Regions from separate parts of the Mus musculus genome. Here all the other regions are linked to region 3. The links are chromatin loops, found by intact Hi-C in ENCODE. Cell type or tissue: heart. All regions are shown on one strand.

Region 1 (8,000 bases), 510 kb before region 3:
CAGCAAAGATGCTGATGGGTAAGGTTTTGTTTGTTTGTTTGTTTGTTTGTTTTTTGTTTTTTGTTTTAAAGTTGGGTCTTTCTCTACATAGTCCTGCTTGTCCTGAATTCGCTAGGTAGACCAGGCTGGCCCAGAACACCTAGAGATCATCTGGCTGCCTCTGTCTCTTGAGTTCTGGGGCTAAAGCATGCACCACTCTACCTGGCTAGTTTGTATCCATCTAAATTGGGGAAGAAAGAAGTACAGCTGTCCCCAGAGATAACAGCTGGGTTTTCCCATCAAACACCTAGAAATCCATTTTAGATTCTAAATAGGGTTTGTCAGGTAGCTTAATTAGAAACTTTCAGACTGGGTTTCACAGACTGGTTGGGCCAAAGGTCACTTTATTGTCTGGGTTTCAGCAAAATGAGACAATAGCTGTTATTCAAACAACATTTGGGTAAGGAAGAAAAATGAACAAACACCACTCTCCCTCCCCCCGCTCCGTGCCTCCAAATCCATTAAAGGCAAAGCTGCACCCCTAAGGACAACGAATCGCTGCTGTTTGTGAGTTTAAATATTAAGGAACACATTGTGTTAATGATTGGAGCAGCAGTGATTGATGTAGTGGCATTGGTGAGCACTGAATCCGTCCTTCAACCTGCTATGGGAGCACAGAGCCTGATGCCCCAGGAGTAATGTAATAGAGTAATGTAATGTAATGGAGTTTTAATTTTGTGTTGTTGTTTTAAATAATTAATTGTAATTTTGGCTGTGTTAGAAGCTGTGGGTACGTTTCTCAGTCATCTTTTCGGTCTGGTGTTATTGCCATACCTTGATTAATCGGAGATTAAAAGAGAAGGTGTACTTAGAAACGATTTCAAATGAAAGAAGGTATGTTTCCAATGTGACTTCACTAAAGTGACAGTGACGCAGGGAATCAATCGTCTTCTAATAGAAAGGGCTCATGGAGACCTGAGCTGATCTTTCTGTTCTGGATGAGAGAGGTGGTACCCATTGGAATGAAAGGACTTAGTCAGGGGCATACAGTGTGCTCCAGGCTGGGGATGGTCAGGATGTTGTGCTCAGCCTCTAACACTCCTTCCAACCTGACATTCCTTCTCACCCTTTGTCTCTGGCCAGTAGAATACAGGAACTCGTTCCTGTTTTTTTTTTTTTAAATTCTGAAGGTGTGTAAGTACAAAGGTCAGATGAGCGGCCCTAGGTCAAGACTGCTTTGTGGTGACAAGGGAGTATAACACCCACCCCAGAAACCAAGAACCGGAAATTGCTATCTTCCAGCCCTTTGAGAGCTACCTGAAGCTCTGGGCTGCTGGCCTCACCCCTTCCCTGCAGCTTTCCCTTTAGCAGAGGCTGTGATTTCCTTCAGCGCTCTGGGCAAATACTCTTAGCCTGGCTCACCTTCCCCATCCTCGTTTGTAAAAACAAAGATGAAGCTGATAGTTCCTTCCCAGCTCCATCAGAGGCAGGGTGTGAAATTAGCTCCTGTTTGGGAAGGTTTAAAAGCCGGCCACATTCCACCTCCCAGCTAGCATGATTACCAACTCTTGTTCTTACTGTTGTTATGAAAGACTCAATTCCTCATCTCCCTTCTTTTAAAAAGGGGCCAAAGGGCACTTTGTTTTTTTCTCTACATGGCCTAAAAGGCACTGTGTTACCTTCCTGGAAGGTCCCAAACAAACAAACAAACAAACAAAATAACCATCTGGCAGTTAAGAAGGCTTCAGAGATATAAATAGGATTTTCTAATTGTCTTACAAGGCCTAGGCCTGTTTGCCTGCCAAGTGCCTGCAAACTACCTCTGTGCACTTGAAATGTTAGACCTGGGGGATCGATGGAGGGCACCCAGTTTAAGGGGGGTTGGTGCAATTCTCAAATGTCCACAAGAAACATCTCACAAAAACTTTTTTGGGGGGAAAGTCACCTCCTAATAGTTGAAGAGGTATCTCCTTCGGGCACACAGCCCTGCTCACAGCCTGTTTCAACGTTTGGGAATCCTTTAACAGTTTACGGAAGGCCACCCTTTAAACCAATCCAACAGCTCCCTTCTCCATAACCTGATTTTAGAGGTGTTTCATTATCTCTAATTACTCGGGGTAAATGGTGATTACTCAGTGTTTTAATCATCAGTTTGGGCAGCAGTTATTCTAAACTCAGGGAAGCCCAGACTCCCATGGGTATTTTTGGAAGGTACAGAGACTAGTTGGTGCATGCTTTCTAGTACCTCTTGCACGTGGTCCCCAGGTGAGCCCCGGCTGCTTCCCGAGCTGGAGGCATCGGTCCCAGCCAAGGTGGCAACTGAGGGCTGGGGAGCTGTGCAATCTTCCGGACCCGGGCCTTGCCAGGCGAGGCGAGGCCCCGTGGCTGGATGGGAGGATGTGGGCGGGGCTCCCATCCCCAGAAGGGGAGGCGATTAAGGGAGGAGGGAAGAAGGGAGGGGCCGCTGGGGGGAAAGACTGGGGAGGAAGGGAAGAAAGAGAGGGAGGGAAAAGAGAAGGAAGGAGTAGATGTGAGAGGGTGGTGCTGGAGGGTGGGAAGGCAAGAGCGCGAGGCCTGGCCCGGAAGCTAGGTGAGTTCGGCATCCGAGCTGAGAGACCCCAGCCTAAGACGCCGCTGCGCTGCAACCCAGCCTGAGTATCTGGTCTCCGTCCCTGATGGGATTCTCGTCTAAACCGTCTTGGAGCCTGCAGCGATCCAGTCTCTGGCCCTCGACCAGGTTCATTGCAGCTTTCTAGAGGTCCCCAGAAGCAGCTGCTGGCGAGCCCGCTTCTGCAGGAACCAATGGTGAGCAGGGCAACCTGGAGAGGGGCGCTATTCTGAGGATTCGAGGTGCACCCGTAGTAGAAGCTGGGGATGGGGCTCAGGCTGTAACCGAGGCAAAAGTTGGCCTATTCCTCCTTCCTTCTCCAACAGTGTTGGAGGTGGGATGATGGAGGCTAAAAGGCACCTCCATATATGTTACTGCGTCTATCCAACCTACTTTAGGGAGGTGCGGGCCAGGAGAGGCGGGAAGGAGAGAAGGCCTTGGAAGAGAGGTCATTGGGAAGAACTGTGGGGTTTGGTGGGTTTGCTTCCACTTAGACTATAAGAGTGGGAGAGGAGGGAGTCAACTCTAAGTTTCAACACCAGTGGGGGACTGAGGACTGCTTCATTAGGAGAGAGAACCTAGCCAGAGCTAGCTTTGCAAAAGAGGCTGTAGTCCTGCTTTGCTCTAAAGCGCGACCCGGGATAGAGAGGCTTCCTTGAGCGGGGTGTCACCTAATCTTGTCCCCAACGCACCCCCTCCCAGCCCCTGAGAGCTAGCGAACTGTAGGTACAGAACTCGCTCCCATCTCCAGGAGCTATTTTCTTAGACATGGGCACCCATGCATTCTGCCTTCTGGTACTCTCCCCTCCCTGGGAAGGGGTGTAAGGTTCGACGGACCGTGGCCAGGATGCCGAAAGGCTACCTGTGCGGGTCTTCTGCCATGCTGTGTCTGTGCGGACATGCCAGCAGGGCTAATGAGGAGCTTGCGATACTCCAAAGGGTTCGGGAATTGCGGGGTCCTTACACGCAGTGGAGTTGGGCCCCGGGGACTCAGAAGGTTTCCCGCCACGGCTTTGGTTGATAGTTTTTTTAGTATCCTGGTTTATGAACTGAAGGTTTTGTGAGATGTTGAATCACTAGCAGGGTCATATTTGGCAAACCGAGGCTACTATTAAATTTTGGTTTTAGAAGAAGATTCTGGGGAGAAAGTGAAGGGTAACTGCCTCCAGGAGCTGTATCAACCCCATTAAGAAAAAAAAAAATACCAGGAGATGAAAATTTACTTTGATCTGTATTTTTTAATTAAAAAAAATCAGGGAAGAAAGGAGTGATTAGAAAGGGATCCTTGTGAAGTTGAAATTGAAACAAGTCCTTCGTCTATTTACTGGGCTTTAACGTCGAGAGCGCTCCACACACCGCCAAAGGCACAGGATTGTCCGGGGATCCTGAGCGTCGGCGGTTCCACGGTGCCCTCGCTCCGCGTGCGCCAGTCGCTAGCATATCGCCATCTCTTTCCCCCTTAAAAGCAAATAAACAAATCAACAATAAGCCCTTTGCCCTTTCCAGCGCTTTCCCAGTTATTCCCAGCGGCGACGCTGGTCGGGGAATAGAGAAATCGTCTCAGAAAGCTGCGCTGATGGTGGTGAGAGCGGACTGTCGCTCAGGGGCGCCCGCGGTCTCTGCACCCAGGGCAGCAGTGTGGGATGGCGCTGGGCAGCCACCGCCGCCAGGAAGGACGTGACTCTCCATCCTTTACACTTCTTTCTCAAAGGTTTCCCGAAAGTGCCCCCCGCCTCGAAAACTGGGGCCGGTGCGGGGGGGGGGGAGAGGTTAGGTTGAAAACCAGCTGGACACGTCGAGTTCCTAAGTGAGGCAAAGAGGCGGGGTGGAGCGGGCTCTGGAGCGGGGGAGTCCTGGGACTCCGGTCCTCGGATGGACCCCGTGCAAAGACCTGTTGGAACAAGAGTTGCGCTTCCGAGGTTAGAACAGGCCAGGCATCTTAGGATAGTCAGGTCACCCCCCCCCCCAACCCCACCCGAGTTGTGTTGGTGAATTTCTTGGAGGAATCTTAGCCGCGATTCTGTAGCTGGTGCAAAAGGAGGAAAGGGGTGGGGGAAGGAAGTGGCGCGCGCGGGGGTGGCGGTGGGGGTGGAGGTGGTTTAAAAAGTAAGCCAAGCCAGAGGGAGAGGTCGAGTGCAGGCCGAAAGCTGTTCTCGGGTTTGTAGACGCTTGGGATCGCGCTTGGGGTCTCCTTTCCGTGCCGGGTAGGAGTTGTAAAGCCTTTGCAACTCTGAGATCTGAAAAAAAATGTGATGCGCTCTTTCTTTGGCGACGCCTGTTTTGGAATCTGTCCGGAGTTAGAAGCTCAGACGTCCACCCCCCACCCCCCGCCCACCCCCTCTGCCTTGAATGGCACCGCCGACCGGTTTCTGAAGGATCTGCTTGGCTGGAGCGGACGCTGAGGTTGGCAGACACGGTGCGGGGACTCTGGCGGGGCTACTAGACAGTACTTCAGAAGCCGCTCCTTCTAACTTTCCCACACCGCTCAAACCCCGACACCCCCGCGGCGGACTGAGTTGGCGACGGGGTCAGAGTCTTCTGGCTGGAAGTTAGATCCGCTAGGGGTCGGCTGCCTGTCGCTAGAAGCATTATTTGGCCTCTCGGAGACCCTGTGGAGGAAGTGCTGGAGTGTGCGAGTGTGTTTGCGTGTGTGTGTGTGTGTGTGTGTGTGTGTGTGTGTGTGTGTGTGCGCGCGCGCGCGCGCGCGCCCTTGGAGGGTCCCTATGCGCTTTCCTTTTCATGGAACGCTGTCGTGAGGCTTTGGTAAACTGTCTTTTCGGTTCCTCTCTCGGCTGCACTTAAGCTTTGTCGGCGCTGTAAAGAGACGCGTCTTCAAGTGCACCCTGATCCTCAGGCTTCAGATAACCCGTCCCCGAACCTGGCCAGATGCATTGCACTGCGCGCCGCAGGTAGAGACGTGCCCCACGTCCCCTGCGTGCAGCGACTACGACCGAGAGCCGCGCCAGTGGCTGGTGTCCCGCCGAGAGTTCCTCAGAGCAGGCGGGGACAACTCCCAGACGGCTGGGGCTCCAGCTGCGGGCGCGGAGGTTGGCCTCGCTCGCAGGGGCTGGACCCAGCCGGGGTGGGAGGATGGAGGAGGGGCGGGCGGGCTCTTCGGTGAGTGGGGCGGGGCCTCTGGGTCCACGTGACTCCTAGGGGCTGGAAGAAAAACAGAGCCTGTCTGCTCCAGAGTCTCATTATATTCAAATATTCATTTTAGGAGCCATTCCGTAGTGCCATTCGGAGCGACGCACTGCCGCAGCTTCTCTGAGCCTTTCCAGCAAGTTTGTTCAAGATTGGCTCCCAAGAATCATGGACTGTTATTATATGCCTTGTTTTCTGTCAGTGAGTAGACACCTCTTCTTTCCCCTTCTTGGGATTTCACTCTGTCCTCCCATCCCTGACCACTGTCTGTCCCTCCCGTCGGACTTCCATTTCAGTGCCCGCGCCCTACTCTCAGGCAGCGCTATGGTTCTCTTTCTGGTCCCTGCAAGGCCAGACACTCGAAATGTACGGGCTCCTTTTAAAGCGCTCCCACTGTTTTCTCTGATCCGCTGCGTTGCAAGAAAGAGGGAGCGCGAGGGACCAAATAGATGAAAGGTCCTCAGGTTGGGGCTGTCCCTTGAGGGCTAACCACTCCCTTCCCAGTCCCGTCCCACTAGCCTGGGAAGGCCAGTTCCTTGCCTCATAAAAAAAAAAAAAAAAAAACCAAAAAAAACAAAACCATGTTCGTTTTGGAATCACCCCTACCGTTCCCTGGGAACAAGACTCTTTAGTGAGCATTTTCAACGCAGCGACTACAATGAAATAAATCACAAAGTCACTGGGGCAGCCCCCTGACTCCTTTTCCCAGTCACTGGACCTTGCTGCCCGGTCCAAGCCCTGCCGGCACAGCTCTGTTCTCCCCTCCTCCTGTTCTTAACCAGCTGGAAGTTGTGGAAATTGGGCTGGAGGGCGGAGGAAGGGCGGGGGTGGGGGGGGGGTGGAGAAGGTGGGGGGGAGGCTGAAGGTCCGAAGTGAAGAGCGATGGCATTTTAATTCTCCCTCCCCCACCCCCCTTTACCTCCTCAATGTTAACTGTTTATCCTTGAAGAAGCCACGCTGAGATCATGGCTCAGATAGCCGTTGGGACAGGATGGAGGCTATCTGATTTGGGGTTATTTGAGTGTAAACAAGTTAGACCAAGTAATTACAGGGCGATTCTTACTTTCGGGCCGTGCATGGCTGCAGCTGGTGTGTGTGTGTGTAGGGTGTGAGGGAGAAAACACAAACTTGATCTTTCGGACCTGTTTTACATCTTGACCGTCGGTTGCTACCCCTATATGCATATGCAGAGACATCTCTATTTCTCGCTATTGATCGGTGTTTATTTATTCTTTAACCTTCCACCCCAACCCCCTCCCCAGAGACACCATGATTCCTGGTAACCGAATGCTGATGGTCGTTTTATTATGCCAAGTCCTGCTAGGAGGCGCGAGCCATGCTAGTTTGATACCTGAGACCGGGAAGAAAAAAGTCGCCGAGATTCAGGGCCACGCGGGAGGACGCCGCTCAGGGCAGAGCCATGAGCTCCTGCGGGACTTCGAGGCGACACTTCTACAGATGTTTGGGCTGCGCCGCCGTCCGCAGCCTAGCAAGAGCGCCGTCATTCCGGATTACATGAGGGATCTTTACCGGCTCCAGTCTGGGGAGGAGGAGGAGGAAGAGCAGAGCCAGGGAACCGGGCTTGAGTACCCGGAGCGTCCCGCCAGCCGAGCCAACACTGTGAGGAGTTTCCATCACGAAGGTCAGTTTGTGCTCTTAGTCCTGGCGGTGTAGGGTGGGGTAGAGCGCCGGGGCAGAGGGTGGGGGGTGGGCAGCTGGCAGGGCAAGCTGAAGGGGTTGTGGAAGCCCCCGGGGAAGAAGAGTTCATGTTACATCAAAGCTCCGAGTCCTGGAGACTGTGGAACAGGGCCTCTTACCTTCAACTTTCCAGAGCTGCCTCTGAGGGTACTTTCTGGAGACCAAGTAGTGGTGGTGATGGGGGAGGGGGTTACGTTGGGAGAAGCGGACTGACAGCACTCAGACTTCTGCTAGCCCCAGCGGTGTGCTTTAGCTATATCAAAGCCAGGGTTTCTGCCCGTTTTGTTCAAAGCACCTACTGAATTTAATATTACAGCTGTGTGTTTGTCAGGTTTATTCAATAGGGGCCTTGTAATACGATCTGAATGTTTCCTAGCGGATGTTTCTTTTCCAAAGTAAATCTGAGTTATTAATCCTCCAGCATCATTACCGTGTTGGAATTTATTTTCCCTTCTGTAACATGATCAACAAGGCGTGCTCTGTGTTTCTAGGATCGCTGGGGAAATGTTTGGTAACATACTCAAAAGTGGAGAGGGAGAGAGGGTGGCCCCTCTTTTTCTTTACAACCACT
Region 2 (8,000 bases), 110 kb before region 3:
GACATAAATATACAGATGAACTAGTGGGCACAGGTCCGGCCAAGTTTAAATATAAGTACATGCTGCTCCTTTGTGTAGGGTGATGCTTTGAATGGGGCATCCAGGCAGATGAATTAAATTAACCAAAAGCCATGTTTGGAGGGGGAAATGGTTCCCGAAGACATAAGTGCCCATATTTTCCTAAACCTCTCAGAGCAGGATTAAAATTTATTGAACAGATAAATATTTTCTCAGTCAGGGAACTCAAAGTGGACAAGATTTGGAAATTCGAAGTTCTCGGGTTGGCAAATAGGTCATCAGGGCAGAGCTGAAACGTCCCCGCCTGCAGGTTTGCTTGGTTCCCTCACTGCTGCCGTGAGAAACTGGGCACGTTCCCTCAGCTTTGGAAGCAATGAAGGAGCCGTATGCACTGGAGTTTGTGAATCAACAGCAAGGAATGGCCTTTAATATTTAAATATGTCTCATGTAGCCATTAAAGACCTTTTACGAGTGTTAAAGCGTTATTAAAGCAAGATGGTCTCTAGGTCAAGGACCTTTGCTGGCACTCCCACTGTGCTAATGAAGTAAGCAATGTCTCCTTACAGTGAATGGCTGCCTCCAGCATTAAACTCAGTGTGTCCCTGTGGTTAAAAATTCCCAAGGGGGAAAAAAAAAAAAGAGTCAACCTGAAAATTATCCTAACCTAGGAACCTTTATTTCCATTGTTTGAACAACAACTCTGTCTGTGATTTACTAATGGGGTGGGAGTTGGAGGACAAGGTGGAAAATATTGACCAATGAAAAGCCAGTGCATTGAAAATAGCCACACACACTAATGTCTAGCACCCAGTAGATCCCTTATATTACGTCCCCGGTAATTATTTACCTGGTTTACAGGTGGAGTTAAGTCCACCCTCATCTAAGTCATCTGCTGTTCCCAAGCAATCAAGGGAGGACCAGAGAAGGGAGGGACAATGCTGTTGAAAGCCTGGCAAGCTAATAAAAGAAGACAAATACACTGCGTAAGAGGGACATGGGAGCAAACCTGGATGCTTTAAATTGTATATAACTAATTGTTTGGAAAGACCTAGTTATGAGAGATAGCCATACCTGCTTTACTACAACCTACTACCAACCATATCCTACAGAGAAGCAACCACACAAAGGGACACTAGAGTATTTATATATGTAAAAACTCTCAAACACCCTTCCTTCCCTTAACTCCAAATAAAATAGACTCCCACACTTATTGGCTATCAGAATGAAACATTTATCACCAAAAGTAATTTGATGACAACCCATACATGAGAATTAAACACAAATATCTGTGGTTTGCACATGATACACTCCATACAAAGCAGTGTGTTTTTATATTGAAGGTAACAACTGACTAGTTCCACAAAGCATTTATTAAGATACAACTCTTAAAAAATTGCATCATTCTGACATCAGACCTCTGAGTTCTGATTCTCTAAGTTCTGCATTTGGTTGTATATGATATTTTTTTTAATGTGCATTGATAACAAAGAATAAATTAGTCCTTGGTGGGTTTTTTCCACTACATTTTAATGTCAAAGCATTTAGATATTAAATGTCTTCCCATTAGCTTATGGAGATCACTGGGATGTTATCACTCATACTGTCACAATACACAGCAGGAATTCAGCAACCGTCTCTGTTGCTATCGAAATGCACTGGGCAGTGAGGGATAGAAAAGCTCAAGAAAGATGCATTCGAGGCAGAGCAATTGGTGAGCTGGAGTTAAGAGAAAAAAGTCGGCAACTGAGGTGCTATGTCGTGAGTCACTATGTGTGTGCATACATATTCCTGTGTCTGTCTGTCATGTGTGTGTCTATCTTTATTTCTTTTGGGGGACTGCACTATCCTTACTCAGACCTTCTCAATGCATCTCTGTTTTATCCTTCTTGCCTTCCTAGTCCCCATCCCCACAATTTCAGCCCTAGCCCCAAGTCTACCTTATAACCTTTTGAGCTGCTTTCCGAAATTAAACAGACCAGTCTCTGATTCTTCCTAATTCTAAATTCTAACAAGAGACAGAAAGAGAGCAGAGAGAGGGGCCACCTCCCAACAAAGTCCCTTGTTACAAAGGTCATCAGCAAGCCTAAGGACAAGCCATTCTGGGATCCCATATGTCCTATCCACCCAGCCAAGTCTGGCTAAACAGAAGAGTCATGAACTCTGTAGTCTGAGAAGGAGCTAGCTCACAACGCGTTGTGTTATGGAGGCTTAATTGTAAAGCTGCTTGAGACGTCTTCTCTCAGAATTCTAATTTAAGCAACTGCTTTGTCTCTTACAACCATCTTAGCCACCACTTTAAGAAGTTCAGAAAGAAAAAGAAAGGGAGAGCAAAATGGGGAGTAGTCCCCTGGGCCACAGCCATAATTTTAAGCCACTCTTGAAGAAGAAGAAAATTACAGTAGAAGAATGTAAGTGTGAACACTTTTCCAAACACACCTATTAGAGCATGCTGGACCTCAGAGAACTTATTTGACTTTAAATGAGCAAGATGAAAAAGCTGTACTCCGGGTCCTCAGATAAGACAGTGAGGAGTTTGCTAGCTCAAAAACCATTCTCAAACACATCTGCTTTTACAAGTTGATGCACTGAGAAGTCCTTGGTTAATAGTATAATCGACTAACTAGGACATCACAGGCTTTGGAAACGAACAGTGGTGGTGTTAATTTCGATTGAAGACCCGGAGCATTCGCATTTGCAGTTTATCATTAGAGCTGTAATTCACTGCCTAGTAGCTCATATCAATGCCTAGTTATAAAACTGTTCCTAGTGTTTCCAGTGAGAGGCCTTGAGGATTACCATCCCATAAATGCGTGAATAACTGAGAGGCTAGGCCGCAATGCACACTTCATCAAGCTTTCTTCTTGAGTCTTAAGAATGTCTTTAAAGCTCAACACTAGACCTCAATTCTACTTGAATTGCTAACAAGGAAAAAAAATGGAGCTATATTAATAGACTTGTCAAACTGCTTTCTGCTTTAAATTGCCCTGTATAACTGGTCAATGGAAAGAGTTCTGTCATTTATGGTGTGACTCCATCCAGTGATGATTCTATCACATTTAAAAGACTAAAAGACAGATTTTTTTTAAAAAAATCAACCCTGATCAAACTGATTTCAAAGTAGACTAGACTGCTAAATTTATGGAGTGAATTTGATACAGTCAATACAGAGAGAAGTGGAATGGTCGAGTATGAGGGATCCGGGACCACACAGGAGTGTAGCACAGTGGTATCAGTATATTACAGAAGATCCAGTAGAAAAACAATTTGATGCAATCACACTGCCCAAAGAGTACAATTACAACCCTACCAATTCGGTTTGAATCCCACAAAAGATGGAGTTGGAGTTAAAATGAACCCAACAGATGTGAAATAATTGTATCCTTTTCCATAATAAAACTAAACTTCATATAATACTGTTTTAAATACTTGAAGCTTCGGGGATAGCATCAAACCAGTCAAATACAAAAATGTAAAGGAAAAAAATGTTCAGAAACAATAGTAACCACACACACACACAAAATCCTAGACCATTAAAAGCTGAAGCCATGTTTATTTTTGTAACAATGTGTTTTGCAATCTATATAATGGTGCCTGTGACAATCAACTGAGATTACTCCATTTAAGCTATTATTATTTTTAGTAATTCCTTGAGGTTACCTCTATAGATACGTTTTAATAAATTCTTTACTTTGAACTCCATATTTATGAAAAATCACCCTTTCAACTGAAGTAGAACTAATTCTTACCAGCGTAGTATCCCCACATATGCTCATTCTTCTATCTCTCTTTAGAAACAGGGAAAACAAAGGCTTGGAGTTCTGTGACTCATTCAGATGAGCAGCCCAGTGACAAAGCACGGACTCCAACCCAGTCCTCTTACTCTGACTTGATTTTCTTTCCCCTCGACGTCTTCCTCAAACACTAAACATCCAGCACCAGCCTCTACCAGCTTCTCTTCATCGTATAATACAGAAGAAACTAAGCCAAGTGACAGTAGGTCTCTATCTATGGGGATGTGTGGAAGAGCAGACATGGATGCAGGCTCACCATTATTCATCCATAGACAGCGGCCTCAGGTAAGGGCTGCCACTGAAATGATCCGTTTGAGGAAAGCACTGGATGGGCAGGGCAGATTTGATCCAGGTTGCAGGACCCAGAAATGCTTTGAAATGTGTCATCTAAGCATGGGTATGGACAGGTTCAGAAGGTAGCTTGGTGTTGATTCTAGGAGAGTATTCTTTTGTTTGTTTTCCTTTCTGTCAATGTAGTTGTTTATCAGAATGTAGTCTACAACTGGCAAGAGGTCTCAGTGGGTAGACATGCCTGCTGCCAAGCCTGAGTTCCATCGCCAGGAACCACATGGTGGGAGGAGAGAACCAACTCTCATAAGCTGCCTTCTGACCCCCCCACACACACACATGCACACACACAACCTAGCACACGTGCACACATACACACACATACACTGTAAAATACTGTAGATTACATACACTTAGAAAGTTACTTCAGATTTAACAAGCCTTCAAACATCAAATGCATTGTATCAGCCCTCTGCCTAGGTGATTTTTGTGAATAAATCTGTGTCAACAGAATGTATTCATTTTATTTTAGCGCATTAAGGGAAGCATGGTTTATTTGTGTGGATCAGACAGTTGAAGACTGCCGTAGACCCGTGGCTGGCAGTGGTGGAATTGCGACTGAAGACCCTTTCCTCTGCACGGCCACCCCAAGATGTCTTTACAAGTTTACTACTTTAAAATCCTTTTTATATGCATGGATCAAGCTGGAAGGAGGATAAATGCAAGGTCATGAACTTTCAGAATGCTCCTGCACAACCAGTGTCGACCCGAGAGCTACAGCTGCCACACACTGGGGATCCACTCGCCAGCTGCTATCGAAACTATGATCGCCAGGCTGATGCTATCAGGCAGCGCCCCACAGATAGGATCGACAGGGCATGCGCACACGCTCCTGTCTTTGGGGAGAAAACTAGAAACACCTGGATCGTGTTAGCTCACTTCTGCCCTTCTGCAGCTGGCTTTTATGCTTTTCCTCTCTTAAGGAGTTGACAATCTGGGAAAATCTTGATATTCAGCCAAGAAGACAAGAGCCTTTCATTTTGAGCACAGACATTTCTCTGTGTCCTGGCAAAGCAATAGGGAGAGTGAGATGGAAATTATTCCTTATGGTGTAAAAATAAAAATGTGGACAATTAAAAAAAAAAAAAAAGAAAAAGGTCTTCAGAGAGCACGCAGTGGATGCGGTGCTTGCCATGTGCTGTGACGACCTGGTTCAAGTTTTCAGCACTCACAAAACGTAGGCGCCGTGGCACACTCCGCAGTCCTATGGGGAGACGGGATGAGAAGCAGAGATGGAAGCTTGCAGGCCAGCTAGCCTGGCACGAAGAGAGAAAACCAACAGGAGATCCTGTCTGAAACAAGTTGGGATGTAAGCACTGGCACCCAAGGGTGTCCTCACCTGTCCACCTTCATATATACAAAAGTGCGCATGCATATATAAACACACACACACATATACACTCACACACACACACACATGCACACACACACATACACACTACACGCATACACACACACACATACTCACAGACACACACACACACACACACACACACACTCCTAAACCATCATTTTCAAATAACAAACATTTCTCCTTTTATTCTTCTTCCTCTCTCTTCCTCCACCCCACCCCCACCCAGACCCCTTTGGTCTTTTGAGCCAGTCTCACTACAAAGCCCAGGCTGGTCCTTAATTCACTGATAGACCAGGCTGCCCTCAAACTTGCAGTGATCCTCCTGTCTCTGTCTTACAGGCACGTGTCACGGAGCCTAGCTTATGACTGTATTTCATAATAGCTTTGGTAAGTGGTGCCCAGTAAATTTGAGTGAGCACTGTGCCCTGCCCAGGGCTGTCTGCTGTGTGGGCCCATAGCTGGGCCTCCTCTCCGTGACTCCCCAGCCTCTCTCAATGGAACACTTGAAAGTCTCACTCCAAGCAGAGGGCAGGAGGCCAGGGGTGGAGTGGCCCCGCTTACTCTGTAGTACACTACTTTTTTCTGGTTGAAAAACTTCTGATGTCAAATTAGTCATCAATTTAGGTATTTTTTTCCATGAGCCTGCACCCTGGATTTCTGGATATAACTCATGGATGTGAAATAATCAAAGCAGAGTACGAGCCAGAGTTTCCACAACACAAACAAAGCCAGAAGAGTTTAGAACAAAGTCCACACTAACCAAATACCACTGCCCTACCCAGGCTGGGAGCCGAGAGCAACCACACTGTAAAGCAGAACACGAGGCCCCTGCCCCATGAAGATGAAGAGTCAGAGGGAGTGTGAAGCAAGGACTCTTAGGCTTTTGATGATCAGGAACAGGCCCAGGTTTGTCCCTGGGTTGGTTGTGAACTTCCAGCAGCCATTGTCTTACTCGTTCTTCACCCAGCCACAGAGAGAAGCCAAATCCACTTGCTGCCGCTGTCTGAGCCGCTTGGCCAAACTGTTACAAAATATGCAAAATAGCAAATGTGGGGAGGGAAAGTAGCGTACATACATTCATTTCCCATCGATTCTAGCTCAGTACTGGTGGGCAACTAAAGATGTAGAGCTAGATGTGTCTCTTATTCATAGGTCTTTTGGAGGACTGAGGCTGTAGCTCAGCAGTAGAGCACTTTCCTAGAATGCAGAACGCACTGAGAAAGCAAACGCATTTGTGAAGTTCCTTTCCACACAGGCAATCAGGTGGGCTGTACACTGGATCTACCCAGCAGTGTATTTTAATCATTTTGCCACACTTACAAGTTGCTTTTGATTAGTCAGTGGCCAATTCATGAAGGACAGGCTCCGTGCTGCACCTCATTCTTGCAGTGGTTCAAAAGTTTCCTCTATCACTCCTGACCTTCCATCCTTCAGTTCCACCCAGACTCTAACTCTGACTTGTCTCCTCTGGGCCATTGTGCAGGTGGCCCTTTGACTTTATTGGCAGCATTCCTGGGTGCTGCTTTGAAAACTCTGTCCTGTCTGAGATCCGATGGAGTAGAATCATACTCTGATTTCTCTACCTCAGGGCACCAGTATGGAAGTTTCTTCTACTCCCTCCCCAGTCGTAATATTCAGGACCCAAACTGCAACCCTGGTCTGGGAAAGTCCTGGTTCCTATGGAGATGGGGTGTGGAGTATGAGGCCTGCTGTTACACCATGGTAGAGAGGCTTGCTGCCTTATAAGAGTGTCACCCCACACCATGGGATTAAGCAGAAAGATTACTTTCCCTCCCTGTGATGGTTAGAAGAAATAAAGAGACAACTAGTGAATAATTACAAAATATGCAAAACAGCAAATGTGGGGAGGGAAAGTAGCGTCAGGCAACTGTTGCTTTTTCATTTGTGTCTGTGTGTATGCACGTGTATTCATGTGTGTATATGAATACGCATATATGCATGTACATGTGTATGCATGTGGATATACATGTGTCATATGCTTGTTTACATGCATGTGTGTATACATGTGGATGTATGTGTGTGTGCACATGTGCATTTTGTGTGTGCATGCATATGCACACATGTGTGTGAGTGCTTGCACATGTGACCTCGCGTGGTGGCCAGAGGCTGACATTGGGAATCTCCCTCCACCTTGTTTTACAGAGGCAGGTCTCTCATTGAACCTGGATTTCTCCAACTTACTCAATTGGCTGGCCAGTGAGCCCAGCGATCTGCCTGTCTGTGTCAGAGACACACTCTGCCAGCCTCTTATATGGGGAGCTAGGATGTGAACTCAGGTCCTCATGTCTGTGCAGCAAGCACCTTTTCCAGAGAGCCAATTGCAGAGCTGTCTGTTGTCCCTCTTAGAAGACACTTCAAATGCCCTCTCCTTCCATGAGACAATGTATGGAATATGAATACCCTCAACATTTCAGGTCATTCTGAGTGAGATCATTGCTGGGACCAGGAAACAAAGCCATTATGGAAGC
Region 3 (8,000 bases):
GCATTTTCAACAAATGGTGCTGGCACAACTGGTTGTTATCATGTAGAAGAATGCGAATCGATCCATACTTATCTCCTTGTACTAAGGTCAAATCTAAATGGATCAAAGAACTTCACATAAAACCAGAGACACTGAAACTTATAGAGGAGAAAGTGGGGAAAAGCCTTGAAGATATGGGCACAGGGGAAAAATTCCTGAACAGAACAGCAATGGCTTGTGCTGTAAGATCGAGAATTGACAAATGGGACCTAATGAAACTCCAAAGTTTCTGCAAGGCAAAAGACACCGTCAATAAGACAAAGAGACCACCAACAGATTGGGAAAGGATCTTTACCTATCCTAAATCAGATAGGGGACTAATATCCAACATATATAAAGAACTCAAGAAGGTGGACTTCAGAAAATCAAACAACCCCATTAAAAAATGGGGCTCAGAACTGAACAAAGAATTCTCACCTGAGGAATACCGAATGGCAGAGAAGCACCTGAAAAAATGTTCAACATCCTTAATCATCAGGGAAATGCAAATCAAAACAACCCTAAGATTCCACCTCACACCAGTCAGAATGTCTAAGATCAAAAATTCAGGTGACAGCAGATGCTGGCGAGGATGTGGAGAAAGAGGAACACTCCTCCATTGTTGGTGGGATTGCAGGCTTGTACAACCACTCTGGAAATCCGTCTGGCGGTTCCTCAGAAAATTGGACATAGTACTACCGGAGGATCCAGCAATACCTCTCCTGGGCATATATCCAGAAGATGCCCCAACTGGTAAGAAGGACACATGCTCCACTATGTTCATAGCAGCCTTATTTATAATAGCCAGAAGCTGGAAAGAACCCAGATGCCCCTCAACAGAGGAATGGATACAGAAAATGTGGTACATCTACACAATGGAGTACTACTCAGCTATTAAAAAGAATGAATTTATGAAATTCCTAGCCAAATGGATGGACCTGGAGGGCATCATCCTGAGTGAGGTAACACATTCACAAAGGAACTCACACAATATGTACTCACTGATAAGTGGATATTAGCCCAAAACCTAGGATACCCAAGATATATGATACAATTTCCTAAACACATGAAACTCAAGAAAAATGAAGACTGAAGTGTGGACACTATGCCCCTCCTTAGAAGTGGGAACAAAACACCCTTGGAAGGAGTTACAGAGACAAAGTTTGGAGCTGAGATTAAAGGGTGGACCATGTAGAGACTGCCTTATCCAGGGATCCACCCCATAATCAGCATCCAAACGCTGACACCATTGCATACACTAGCAAGATTTTATCGAAAGGACCCAGATGTAGCTGTCTCTTGTGAGACTATGCCGGGGCCTAGCAAACACAGAAGTGGATGCCCACAGTCAGCTAATGGATGGATCACAGGGCTCCCAATGGAGGAGCTAGAGAAAGTACCCAAGGAGCTAAAGGGATCTGCAACCCTATAGGTGGATCAACATTATGAACTAACCAGTACCCCGGAGCTCTTGACTCTAGCTGCATATGTATCAAAAGATGGCCTAGTCGGCCATCACTGGAAAGAGAGGCCCATTGGACACACAAACTTTATATGCCCCAGAACAGGGGAACGCCAGGGCCAAAAAGGGGGAGTGGGCGGGTAGGGGAGTGGGGGTGGGTGGGTATGGGGGACTTTTGGTATAGCATTGGAAATGTAAATGAGCTAAATACCTAATAAAAAATGGAAAGAAAAAAAAAAAAAGAACGTTTCTTCGAAGATCACCTGCACCTTCCCGCCACCTCTTCTCCATTTCTACCATCTAACTCTCTGTGCCATCTGCCATCAGACCACCTAGAACATCTAGGTGAAAAGGTCAGCTGCTAAAAAATTCAGTGTCACTCATATCAACTGCAACAAGGAAAATCCCTGCCTAACCGCCTTAGTGAAGTAGAGATATATTTACTGTGTGTTCCCGGTTGTCATGAGATGATTGCTTATTTTGAGTATAACATTGTCCAAGCTGCACTTAGCTAGAATGAAATGCAACTGTCAATGATAAAACAAATGAACCCGTGCTTCAACATCGAAACTTTCCTGTTGTAAGAAAGTGGCTAAAGCCACAAGTGCTGACCCAATAGTCTAAATAATTCGTCACAAAGCCTGGCCCACTTGCTACACAGTCAGCCCTAGAAAGACTTTAGAGCATGGCTCAAGATCTCCAGGCTTCCTATCTGCTGTCCAGCCCCTGGAAGGGGAATGGGGAGAGACATGAGAAGACAGTTTTCTTTGAGAGGTTCCCTCAAGGTACAGACCGCGTGCCTGCTCCCACCCTACCGTCCACATGCAAACATGGCTGCTCCTAGCTGTAAGGAGAGCTGAAGAACATGGCCTTTGTTCTGATGGCTGTAAAATGAGGTGGGGGGGGGGGCATTGCTATGGGAGGAAAACAGCTTGCCTATGAGAACATTTTTAGAGCCTCTGCCACACTAATAATGTTGAAAGATGGTAAAAATGGATAGAAGGAATCAATTTCCCTGGGTGCAGGTGATGCTGTTTTTAAAATGAAGGGCAAAAAATAAAATAAAATAAAATAAAATAAAATAAAATAAAATAAAATAAAATAAAATAAAATAAAATAAAACTGAGCAAATGAAAATCTGACTTTTTGGTGAAATTCAAAGGACTCTCTGTCTTCGGCAGGGACTTAAGTAAGGCCACGGCACTCGGCCCTCCCTATGGCTCAAGGTTCTCTTCATTATCTCATGGGGCTAGAAGAGCCATCACCTGCTGCTTTACCTCAACCAACAAGTCCTTACAAAATGTGTGTGTGCCTGGGGCTGATGGGAACATCTGTCTCAGCACGATTTCAGTTAGTCATGTCCAATTTTTGATGCCCAAGACTGAAGGATGGGGGGGGGGCCGGGGGGCGAAACTAAGAGGAAGTAATTTCACTGAGTTTGAATTGGGAAGACAGCAGACAAGAGCATCCTGGGTTACTTCCTAGAGTGTGACTGGGGCAGTTAGAGCAGAATTAGCCTGGGGAGAGGGGAGAGGGCCAAGGAAGACAATGGGGAAGGAAAGTGGGAGGCGCAAAAACTCAGATGGGAGCTGATACACCATCGGAAATTAATTTCATCATCTTGAACCTTTTTTCTGGAGTCAGCTATGAATAATGTATGTGATTAATAAGCAAAATATGCAAAGATAGAGCATTTTCTTTAAAGTAAAAGGGGGAGCAATGTGCTTATAATCTGACAGGGTATTGTTTGCATTCAACAAAAGCAAAAGAAATCCTATTCTTTGAGCTGGAGAGTCTCTCTGTTACTGTTTGTGAAGTTTTGAGCTCTCACCTAACAACATAACAAAGGTGGCTTTATACCTGTCACTTCCTCCCCACCTTCCTCATATGACATCTCTAAGGTAGATGCTGCTCCCTCACGTTCACATAGAAGAAAGCTATGAGGTTCAGAAGTCTTAGGCCAGTGACTTGACTCCTAATAGTGACAGACTACAAACCTAAGAAGCCAGGCTCCAGATTCTCCCGCTCAGTCCCTTACCCTGACATCACGTGGAGTAGATATTTGGGAGACGTGGCAATGATTTACATAAAGACCGAAGCAGGTGCCTCCTGCCCCTTTGGATTCCTTTCTCAGTAAGACTATGTAAGTGAAATCAGTTTTCACTGCTTCGGGGGTCCACTGTGGAGTTGCTCTACAGATTCCTCCTAAACGCACCTCCTCCCGACAGCAGGTGAGGCGTCAATGGTGTCACCTAGTGGTGAAAAGAGGAACTCACTCACCCGACTCCTTTTTTCCACCTTTCCTGCTTCAGGAGCTATTTTGGCAGAGGTGTTCACCCCTTTGAGTCCCCAGTCATTTAACTCCGCCCTAATCGTTTTGTCGTGATCACATGGTCTCATCTTCCTTGGTTCTCGTTATTCTTCTCTTCTCCCCTTTAAGGTGAGAAGGAAGGAAAGGAGCGAAGGAGGGAGGGAGGGAGGGAGGGAGGAAGGAAGGAAGAGCTCTCTTCCCCTTCCCCTTTATTTTTACTAGTCAAAAAAGTTAACCTGTCATCTGGGGACCATCAGATTCTGGAGTCAAACACAACTGCCTCTGAATTCCAGATCCATCACATTGCGAGGCTGTAAGCAAATGGCACAACCTCTCTAAAGAGAAGTTCTCAAATTTATAAAGGGGAGAGGAATTGCCTGCATCTCAGAGCTTTAAGAATTCGGTGAATTAAAATAATCATATAAAGCACTTCATAAGTAAGAATATAAGGACTGTCACTCATTCACAAATGCATAAAATTCTGCTGTCTGCTGGAAAAGGAAACCAGGCTTGTGAGTTAAATTGGTTCTACTAAAGGACCAGAATGTGTAATAACTAAACCCTGCAAGGTCCCAGCAAGTCCTCTCAAGTATCCATCTAGCGAATGGACTTCTTACTGCAAATGCATGATAGTTCCTCTTTATGACAAAATGGGCTAGCTTTGGCATGCGATCCTCACTGACAGGCACTGCTTCCATACAAGTGTCTGCTAAATTCCAAAGAGCCCTAGAGCAGGAACCTCAAGTTCTGCTTTTAAATCTGTGAACAGTCGAACACATTTGACGTTTTCCTAATGAAATTTAGGACCTTTAAATGGGTCTGCTTACAAAATAAAACAGCAGCACACGGGAGAAAAATGTTCAAATTCAACCTGGCCCTAAGGACTGCTTACTTGCTTCAAGCAGAATGTGTATGTGTGTCATACCATAGCACCCACTGCAGAGTCTGCCCCAGGAGCTGAAGACAGAGCGCTGGTCCATACACATGGAATCAGAAACTAAAAGAGGACCATCTTCTCAGCAAATGATGCTGGGCCAGGGGGCCATCCACGTGAAATGAGCTCACTTTGCCCACTTCCCAACATGATGAAAAATTCAACTTAGACTGTGTGCTAAAAAAATTTTAGAAACTAAATTGATAAGCTTCTGGAACAAAATATAGAACAAAACCAAGCCAAAGTTTCTCACACATCTCCAAACTCATGAGACCCAAAAGGCAGACTTGATGAACTCAACTTCACCAATAATTGAAAACTATTCATCAAAAACATTTGCAAAAAAAAAAATTAAAGCCATAGGCTTGGTTAAAATGTATTTTAAAGGCACATGTCTGGTATATATTTTCAATCAAGTACATGTAAAAAATCGCATTTAAATAATAAGGAAATTTAATTAATTTAAACCAACAGAGGGGTCAACAGGATGGTTCAGTAGATAAAGGTGCTTGCAGCCAAACCTCGAAACCTGAGTCCGCCCCAGAGACCTTACAGTGGAAAGAGAGAAAGAGCTTCCACGGTTTAGCCTCTAACCTCCACATACATACATAGCAAACATGACCCCATACACATACATACACATGAATAAATACAATTCTTAAATTTTAGCTATGCAAGAGATTTGAACACCCTTCTAAGCATAACATACAATTATGAGAAATAACTATATTCTCTACACTCTTAGGTCCCCAAAACCACCATCTACAACTAGATGAGTATACCTTTAGTTACATGATACCTTTAGTTATTATAACGCTAGTTATACTACACTTTTAGTTAGTGTAACTTTAGCTATGCACATCTGGAAGATGCTTTGGAGGAGCAGAGCTGCTCCTCCAGAGCACAGTGAGGCGTCACCACATATCTATGGAACTGAAGGATGGGGTAGGATTACAATGAAAGGATGACATAGATTCTATAGGATTAGAACTTTTCCACTTTGCCACCAGAGCTGGACATGGTTCAGCCTCTTTGGAAGGTAGTTTGGGAAACTCTTTAGAAGTTTGTCCTGTACCTACCATGTGAGCAAGCAACGCCCATCTAGGTACAAACAAACGAAAACACATGTTCACATAAAAATCCAAATGTGAATGCTGGCAGAGGCTTTTGTCAAAACCACCCACGTGGAAACCAGTGCCATTTCACTGGTGAGTGGAAACCAAGCTGGTGAGAAAAAAAACTGAAGAGGCGTGCGGCAAGCCACCCTAAAACATGGCTGCAGGAGACCAGAATATGTTAGCCAAAGTATTCGTTACTTTGGTCCAGTTCTCTTAAGAAACTATTGGCACAGGGTCAGCTTCTGGTTTCATGCTTGTCATAGGAGAACTATACTTCTCTAAAGGGGGTCTGTGTATAAGGGGTCTCCCTCTCCACATCAGGAAACAAAGGAAGATGGCCCAGTCAGTAAATTACTTGCTCCAAATTCTTCCTCTATATAAACCTAAGCTTGTGGGAGAATCTCAAAGATGATCTCAGTGGTCCCTGGGTCGTTCTCCAGCAGTATTACATTAATTAGATTTCTCCTTTCTACTCTTTGCCATTGCGCATCCCTTTAATGGATGTATTGGAACCAGTGGCTAAACTTAGCCAGGTTAGAACTTCTGGAACCATGGTTCTTACACCAACACTCTGGTGGCAGCAGTGGACACTCTTAGGAGTTGTCCTTCTGAGGGTCATTGTCTTGCCTTTGCCCAACATCCTAAATTTTAAAGAAAAGTTGCCCCCAGGATGATTAAAACATTAACTAATAAATATTCTTTTAGACTTACAGAGCCAAGAGTGTCTGGTCACCTTTAATTATATTACAGAATTAATATTCTTCTTGAGAGAAGACAGGAGGTAGCCCTAGGAAGGTGATATTGCCACCAAAAGAAAAAGACATCTTCCTTGAATGATGGAGACCTGTTCTGCGTGTAGAATTCCACCTGGTATCCCATCGTACTTTCTTTTTCTTTTTTTTTTTAAGATTGTATTTATTTTATGTATGTGAGTACACCGTCACTGTACTCAGACACAACAGAAGAGGACATCAGATCCCATTGCTGTGGGTGTGAGCCACCATGTGGTTGCTGGGAATTGAACTCAGGACTTCTGGGAGAGCAGTCAGTGCTCTTAACCACTGAGCCATCTCTCCAGCCCCCTCCCATTGTACTTTCTTTCCCTCTCTCCAAAAGTCCCTTCCTCTACATGAGTTCCCCAGGACAGTGCTTTTGGGGGACACTAACACTTCTCTTAATTCTTAGTGGACCAGTCCTTGAAAAACCTAGCATCCTCCCCACCAACTATTGGATCCCTAAGATTAGCTTTCAAACATCGAACAGATGGATTTGGGTTCAATAACACTTGCTTTCTTAGAAGCAATTAAGAAGAGAAAAGCAAACGAAAGCTCAGTAACTCCTATAGAGGGTAAAGGCTCCTTCACTCCCAACAGCATTACATCCCAATAAACACATTCTAAATTAAATAAATCCTAAGTCAAAATGTTAGTGCCTCACTAGCTGGGCATGGCAGCCTATCAGCACTGAGCACTGTGAAATACTGGTTGTTTACTCTCATGTCACTGATAAGAAGCGGCCACTTGATTGGAGACTGCTCAAAATCTTAAAGGAGTATCACCAGCCTTGAAAGTGTCAAATTCAAAATTCAAGGCACAATTCCTACTAAATACAAACCACGTTTTCACCAGCATAAAATTGATAAATCACAAGTCAAACTATCATAAGTGGGAGACAATCCACCAATGGGAGCTACCAAGGGAGTAAGAAGTAAGTCTCCAAGTTGTAGCTCTGATTTCAGCTGTACGTACCAACGTCAGGTGAACCAAAGGAAGACTGGTACTGAGGAGAGACGTATGTAGAGACACACCACTGGTCAGTGTACAGAAAATAAGGGATGGTAACATGCTCTGCTCTAATGGGACATACATTCACACCCCTCCTGCCAGGCTTATGGATCTTTACAGAAGAGACAGAAAGACTGTAAGAGCCGGGTGTGATGGATAACATCAATGAACCAGTTTTTTCCAGACACAACAGGCATTTACACATTTGAATTCATTGATAGCATGCACACAACCTGAACATCTTAAAGCCAGACAAAACCGCAGCATAGGGATAGAGAAGGTGGGCATAAAGTTGCACCACCAACTGAGGACTGTTGGCACTTGATAGCTGCTGGGAGATGGAAAGTCAGTTCTTCCATTATTTGACTCTTGG

The links. A loop is a pair of places that touch in the nucleus more often than their neighbours do. Peaks named below come from ENCODE experiments on the same cell type or tissue, not always from the same donor. Only the 100,000 strongest peaks of a DNase experiment are listed, where the experiment ranks them.
Region 1: it touches region 3 in a loop (5-fold over the local background); 2 of 42 quality-filtered maps call a loop at or near these places.
Region 2: it touches region 3 in a loop (2.2-fold over the local background); 3 of 42 quality-filtered maps call a loop at or near these places.

What each region holds. Positions count from the first base shown.
Region 1 is chr14:46,385,088-46,393,087 of GRCm38, reverse strand. Bmp4 (bone morphogenetic protein 4) reads left to right here and starts at 2,419. Exons shown (of 4, transcript NM_007554.3): 1 at 2,419-2,784; 2 at 5,808-5,932; 3 at 6,994-7,373. The coding sequence starts at 7,001. Gm15222 (predicted gene 15222) reads right to left here and starts at 5,610. Exons shown (of 1, transcript NR_166856.1): 1 at 3,806-5,610. RefSeq lists promoters at 1,330-2,736, 105-2,736, 2,787-4,744, 4,837-5,835, 5,388-7,004. In heart, a CTCF peak has its summit at 4,180; DNase peaks (open chromatin) are centred at 2,397, 4,927, 5,707, 6,497 and 2 weaker places; H3K4me3 peaks cover 5,908 bases; H3K27ac peaks cover 5,586 bases; H3K27me3 peaks cover 2,641 bases.
Region 2 is chr14:45,981,662-45,989,661 of GRCm38, reverse strand. No RefSeq gene overlaps it. Among named protein-coding and RNA genes, the nearest start is that of Gm34499, 240 kb to the left of the region's middle. In heart, no CTCF peak of the experiment used is centred here; no DNase peak of the experiment used is centred here.
Region 3 is chr14:45,874,250-45,882,249 of GRCm38, reverse strand. No RefSeq gene overlaps it. Among named protein-coding and RNA genes, the nearest start is that of A530076I17Rik, 210 kb to the right of the region's middle. In heart, a CTCF peak has its summit at 3,733 (motif pointing left); no DNase peak of the experiment used is centred here; H3K4me3 peaks cover 328 bases; H3K27ac peaks cover 327 bases.